Linked DNA regions of Mus musculus: region 2 is linked to region 1. A link is a contact called in ENCODE POLR2A ChIA-PET data. All regions are on one chromosome and are shown on one strand. The core of a region is the stretch at or near the end of the contact, and the rest is flanking DNA. Distances in the headings are between cores, read along the strand shown.

The links. ChIA-PET counts read pairs that join two places held with the same protein, here RNA polymerase II (POLR2A).
Region 2: POLR2A ChIA-PET joins it to region 1 with 14 read pairs in Patski. The contact joins the promoter of Scand1 here to the promoter of Cpne1 in region 1. POLR2A ChIA-PET finds 5 or more read pairs at or near these places in 2 of 5 experiments (Patski and embryonic stem cell).

The regions. Positions count from the first base shown.
Region 1 is chr2:156,110,250-156,113,488 of GRCm38, reverse strand. It overlaps Cpne1 (copine I), which reads left to right and starts at 1,524. Exons shown (of 16, transcript NM_170590.3): 1 at 1,524-1,703. Rbm12 (RNA binding motif protein 12) reads left to right here and starts at 1,524. Exons shown (of 3, transcript NM_029397.3): 1 at 1,524-1,703.
Region 2 is chr2:156,311,069-156,314,246 of GRCm38, reverse strand. It overlaps Scand1 (SCAN domain-containing 1), which reads left to right and starts at 1,543. Exons shown (of 2, transcript NM_020255.3): 1 at 1,543-1,745; 2 at 1,845-2,401. The coding sequence starts at 1,899. The coding sequence ends at 2,327. Cnbd2 (cyclic nucleotide binding domain containing 2) reads right to left here and starts at 1,774. Exons shown (of 13, transcript NM_027585.2): 1 at 1,448-1,774. The coding sequence starts at 1,714.

The DNA of each region.
Region 1 (3,239 bases), core at 275-2,774:
TACACACCAAAATTCCAGGAGATAGAGGCAAGAAAATCTCTTTCTTTCTCTCTTTCTCTCTGTCTCTCTCCTCTCTCTCTCCATCCCTCTTATTTGCCCGCGCGCATGCGCTCTCTCTCTCTCTCTCTCTCTCTCTCTCTCTCTCTCTCTCTCTCTCTCTCTCTCTCTCTCTCGCACACACACACACACAAAATCAAGGGGCAGAGTCTGGTAGAGCCTAGGTCTCCCTGTATAATCAAATACTGGGGATTATAGGAAATATTGAAAGATATTTTACTCTTTTTATATTTATTTTTATTAATGTCTCTGTGTGAGAGTTTGTACATATTAGTGTCGCTGCCTACAGAGGCCAGAGGAGGGAGTCAGATTTGAGGCTGGAGTTACAGGAGGTTGTGAGCCACTCCATGTAGCTCATAGAATTTAAGATGCCAGGAAGAGCAGTATGAGCTTTTAACCTTTGAGACATCTCTCCAGCCCCATGGCAGAAGAATATTTTCTCTTCCTTCCTTCCTTCCTTCCTTCCTTCCTTCCTTCCTTCCTTCCTTTCTTCCTTTCTCTCTCTCTCTCTCTCTCTCTCTCTCTCTCTCTCTCTCTCTCTCTCTCTCTCTCTCTCTCTCTCTCTCTCTCTTTCTTTCTTTCTTTCTTTCTTTCTTTCTTTCTTTCTTTCTTTCTTTCTGTGTGTGTTTAAGACAGGGTTTCTCTGTGTAGTGCTGGCTGGTCTCAAACTCAGAAATCTGCCTGCCTCTGCCTCCCAAGTGCGGGGATTAGAGGCTTGTGCCACCACTGCCAAGCAGGATTATTTTCTCTTTCTTTCTTTCTTTCTTTCTTTCTTTCTTTCTTTCTTTCTTTCTTTCTTTCTTTCTTTCTTTCTTTCTTTCTTTCTTTCTTTCTTTCTTTCTTTCTCTTCCTTCCTTCCTTCCTTTTTCTTTCTTTCTTTCTTTCTTTTCTTTCTCTCTCTTTCTTTCTCTTTCTTTCTTTCTTTCTTTCTTTCTTTCTTTCTTTCTTTCTTTCTTTCTTTCTTTCTTTCTTTCTTTCTTTCTTTCTTTCTTTCTTTCTTTCTTTCTTTCTTTCTTTCTTTCTTTCTTTCTTTCTTTCTTTCTTTCTTTTTTGGTTTTTCGAGACAGGGTTTCTCTGTATAGTCCTGGCTGTCCTGGAACTCACTCTGTAGCCCAGGCTGGCCTCGAACTCAGAATTCGCCTGCCTCTGCCTCCCATTTTTTTTTTTTTCAATAGTCAAAAAAAGGTTCAAGCTTTTGCTTCTTGGTGCGTTTAATCCTCAAGACAGTTCTGCAGTGAAGGCATTGTTTTTCTCCCTTCACGGGGGTCTCCAAGAGCCAAAGGAGCCTGTACTTTAAAAGCTCTGCAAGGAACCTTGGACAATAGCTTCAGGTCTGACTTTGCAAACAGCTACTAAAATACCGGGTTCACCACAAATACCTGCAACTTCCGAGCTTTTGCCCCCACCCCAAATCCTCAGCGCGCCTGCGTCTCCCATCAGGTGACGTCGGCAGCGGCGCCCCGCCTACTCCGGGAACGCGGAGCGCCGGAGCGGGCGGGCGGCCATTTTGTGAAGCGGCTGTGGAGGTGTTGGCTGCAGTGGGCTCCGGGAAAGCCGTTCGGGCTGGGGCTGTCGGCCGCAGGGCTGAGGCACTCGCGCGGGGGGTAACTCGGGTCTGGGTTCTGGTGCCGCGCAAGCTCTCCCCGGTAAGACTCCCGCAGCCCCGGAACGGGCGGGGCTGTGCGGGGCTCGAGCCGCCTCCTTGGTGCCTCGGGGCGGGGCCTTCCCAGGCCTCGGAGCCCGCGGCCGCGAGCGCCCAACACAAAGGGTCGCGGCGGGGCTGCGGGGGTCCTGGGGCGCCGCTCACGCTCCGGGGCCTCCGAGGATGCGAAAGGTGGAGTCTGCGTGCCGAAGTGGGAGCAGGGCCTTAGCGGGGATGCCCGGTGGTCCTGAGAGGGGAAGCGGCCAGCATCGGGTGGCCTCGCGGCCTGCGAACTACCGGGTCGGGGGGGGGGGGATTGCGATGAAAACGCCTGCACGCTTAGTGGGGAAGGCTTCGTTGGCTTTAAGCGGGAACGAGGTTTTAACTCTCACCTCTGCCCCGAAGTGAAGAGGTCCTAGTGGCCTATGACCTGCAAAAGTGGACTACACTAGGGACATTCCTATGGGGAGGAAAGGTGTCCTGGGAGGCTGGGAACCGGTCGCTTTTAGGGCCTGGAGGTGCAGGGATTGCAGTGTATAGCTTCCTAGGTCTAGCGCTGAGGAGGGGCTTCCTAAGTGTAGGTGATTGGAGCCGCCCTGTAGGTCGGAGAGGCTTGAAGAATTGTAGCTAGGATGGCTGGTCCTTGATTCCCAACTAGGGGAGGGGCTGCTATCTGCAGCACCTTTGGGAGTTGGAGGAAGGAGGGTGGGTGTCTTAGATAGCTTACTTACTGTCTGAAGGTTGGCGGCGCCACTTTGCAGCCGCGTAAAATAGAAGGAAAGGCATTTTAAAGATCTACAGGTTAGTATTGGGGTATGGACTAACGTAGCAGGTTGGAGTGCCCGTGTTAGTAAGCGAGTTAGTAACCTAAGTGTGTGTTTTATTGGAAGTTCTAAGGAGTCCCCTGTGGTTTATTCAAGTGCTAAAGATCCATTCATTCTGGTAGATAAAGTTGCGAATTACAGGCTGTGTTGCAGAAGTATTCTGGGTCCTAAAGCCTTCTTGGCTCCTAGATTCCGAGATGACTGAGTGTGTGCAGTTGGCAGAAACCATTTTATTGTGTACGTTAAGATTTAAGTTGATGCGAATCTTATTATATGACTTGGTGGGAAAAAACTAGGATGGATGGCAACTCAAGGGAGAGACTATTTCTTTCAGGGCTTTTTGGATAGTTTGAGCTGTAATTTTTGGTGAACTTCAGTCTTAGAAACAAAAATTGTCCGGGACCTTGTTAACCATTGTATACTGTTAAAATGTTAAAGAGCGTTTGCAGTTGGAAAAAAATCCTACAAAAAAATCTTTATTTAAAAAAAATAGGTAAATAAAACTGATGTACTTGTTTTTGAAACTTGTTGCTTTTGATGAGATGGAGACTTTTGGATTTGTAGAAAGTGATTGTGGAAGAACTGTTCACATAACTTCGAATATAATTTTGGAAGGAAATGAAATGTTTGTGTTTAGGTGATTTCACAAGGCGTATTGGATAGTTTATCAAAACGTGTTATATTTTTATATCACCTTGTGTTTGATTAAATGTTGG
Region 2 (3,178 bases), core at 294-2,793, 200 kb before region 1:
GGAGGAGGAGGAGGAGGAGGAGGAGGGGAGAGGGGGAGGAGGGGGAGGAGGAAGAGGAGGAGGAGGAAGAGGAGGGGGAGGGGGAGGAGGAGGAGGAGGAGGGGGAGGAGGAGAGTGCCAAAGTTAGTATGAGGCCAAGCAGAGCAATTCAGTCAGAAGCCAAGAGAAGCTGAATGAACCCGGTCATTCTGGAAGACTTAGTTGTCCGGAGGAGGATAGAAGCCTAGAACTTCGTGGGCTGCCCAGAGCTGTGGACTCACAATGCTTGGGTACCACGCTCATCTCATCCCATCATCCCAAGCATCCTTACCAACCGCTCCATCTCCCTAGCTCTGAAAGCTCTGTCTTTTCCAGAGCTTGATTTACTCCACCTGACAACTGTGAGGCAGGCACTATTTATTGCTGGGGGTGTTAAAGCAAAGAAAAGATGTTTCCTGACACCTGATTCCGACACTCTAGACAGCAGCTAGTCAACAAAGATATACTATAAACTGTATGTGTAATTTAAAAATTTCAAAGTAGTTGTATTTTAAAAGTAAAAAGACACAGGTAAAATTTAATAATATAGTTTATTTGACCCCCATATATACAAAATTACATAACATACTCAAATATGTAATAAATACAAAATATTTTTCTTTTCCTACAGACACATGCGTAATTCTACATTTTAATACATCTCAATTTCGGGGTATTTACCTTTCAAAGATTCAGTAAATACAAGAAGCTAATGGCCACCATCTGGGACATCGTTAATTACAGTTTACTTATTAAACTTTTTTCAAAGATGTATTTACTTATTTTATGTATTCACCGCTGTTCTTTTCAGACACACCAGAAGAGGGCATCAGAGCCCATTGTAGATGTAAGCCACCATGTGGTTGCTGGGAATTGAACTCAGGACCTCTGGAAGAGGAGTCAGTGCTCTTAACTACTGAGCCATCTCTCCAGCCCCCCACTTATTAATCTTAAAGTTAAAGTAGTACCCACTGAATCTCTTTCTCTTGGTTTTCGAGGACAAGCAAAAACAATGACAAAGAAGCCCTGAGCACTTGTTTGGGGGCAGGAAAGTCTGAAGACTCTTGCCCAAATACTTTGTCCTTCTCAAAATAAAGTGAAATCAATTGCACCTATGCAGGCGACAGTATATGTGTGTGTGTGTGTGTGTGTGTGTGTGTGTGTGTGTGTGTGTGTGTGTGTGTTTAATGAGATTCTCAGCTCAATTTATAGCTCAGGAGGTGTCCTTTAGCTCTAGGATTACGGGCTTGAGAGATCTTTTTAAAAGTAATTGGAGCCCCTGTCCCGCTGTCCCACCCAGGGCATCCGCCCAAGCTCCGACAATCCCCTAGCCAACCATCACCCTCCTTTACCCAGGACTGTCAGCGCTACCCCCAGATCCTGCCTGGTCAAGTAGGGACCAGCATCTACCCTAGGAGGCGCAGGTCACCTGCACGCCAGGGCGGTCCTTCGGTTGGGGTGTCTCCGCCTTTATCTCCTTAATCGAGGCCGGACTCTCCTTGTCTTCCTCTGATCTGGAATCCGATCCCGACTCAGATTTCGACTCTGTCGTGTCCGACTTGTCCGCCGGCTCCAATGGGGACCTTGCAGTGCCGCCATCCTTAGTGTCAGTAGAGCTGATGTCTACGGACTTCCCCAGATCAAACTTCACGTGACTGGTAGAGGAGGCGGCTTCCGGATTCGCGGATCGGTTCATTTCCGGCCACCGAGGAGCTTCGCGGGTCGAGGTAAGCTGGGCTTGCCCGCAGCCTGTCCTGAGTCCGCGTCCCGCTGGGGTGCCCGGGCCCTGCCCTTCAGCGGCCCTCTGTTACCTCCTTCCGGTGCAGACGCAGGCGAGGCGCCGGACTGCGAAACAAAGGGGGACGCCAACAGCCGTAGTCATGGCGGCGCCGCAGCCCAGCCAGGACCCCCAAAGCCCCGCGGCGCCTCCCGAGCAGCAGGAAGGAGCCGGCGACTGTGCGGCCCCGTCGCCCGATTCCGGGAGCTCCCCGGCCCCGGAGCTCCCCGGCGCGCCCGCAGCTTTGAACACGGCGCCCTACGCTGACGCCGCCCTGCGGCCCGGAGCCTCTCGGCCCGGCCCCGAGACCTTTCGCCAGCGCTTCCGGCAGTTTCGCTACCAGGACGCGGCCGGGCCCCGGGAAGCCTTCCGGCAGCTGCGGGAGCTGTCCCGCCAGTGGCTGCGGCCGGACATCCGCACCAAGGAGCAGATCGTGGAGATGCTGGTGCAGGAGCAGCTGCAGGCCATTCTACCGGAGGCGGCCCGGGCTCGGCGGCTGCGGCGCCGCGCGGACGTGCGCATCACCGGCTGAGCGGCGGAGCCTGGGGCTCCCTGGACTGACACCCTACCCCTGAGTTAATAAAAGTTGAATTTTGACAGCTCCCATGTCTGCTGTGTCTTGCGTTCGTTCTTTATTTATTGGGTTTATTTTACGAACTTGTTGCCCACCTTTCCAGCTGATAGCTAGAGGATTCTGGGAACCTGTAAGATTAAGGCTTTTGATTAGCTATTCCTGGACCACTGCATTTGCGCGAAGCTGTGCCCTTAGGCAGGAAATCTACCTAGATCTAGACCACATTCAGTTTTTCTAAACCTGCATGAGTTTTGTTTTGCAAAAGGCCATGTTAATGAGGTTTCAGTTTTCTAGCCTTCTATTCTCCCCTCTGCCTCACACTATCTAGTATCCGAGCTTCAGCAGATGGCAGTACACAGCGGTTTCGAAGCTGAGCAGTAAAATAACTGGCCCTATTAAATGCTTTATTTAGTTGGTTGTTGTGACTCATACTTTAAACCTCAGCACTCAGGAAGCAGAGGCAGGAGGGTCTCTGAGGCCAGCCTGGTTTTTACATAGTGTGTTCCAGCCAGGGCTATGTAGACCCTCTCAAAAACAAACTCAAGCAACAGAACTGATATTGCCAAGGAAAGCGAACTCTCGTTTCACTTTATGCTTAAAGATCAGTAACTGGAATCAGTACAACTGGACAACAGTGTTTTCCCAGTAATCTTGTTGGAAATAGCCTCTTCTTCCAACGGTTACCTGGTAAGTTTTTTTTTTGAAAACAGCTTTTCTCAGTTTTTCTTTTGAGAAGTTGATGTGTACTTTACATAATTTCCACTTAACTTCTCCATCTCATATGACCTCTACTTTCACATTTGTTAGAC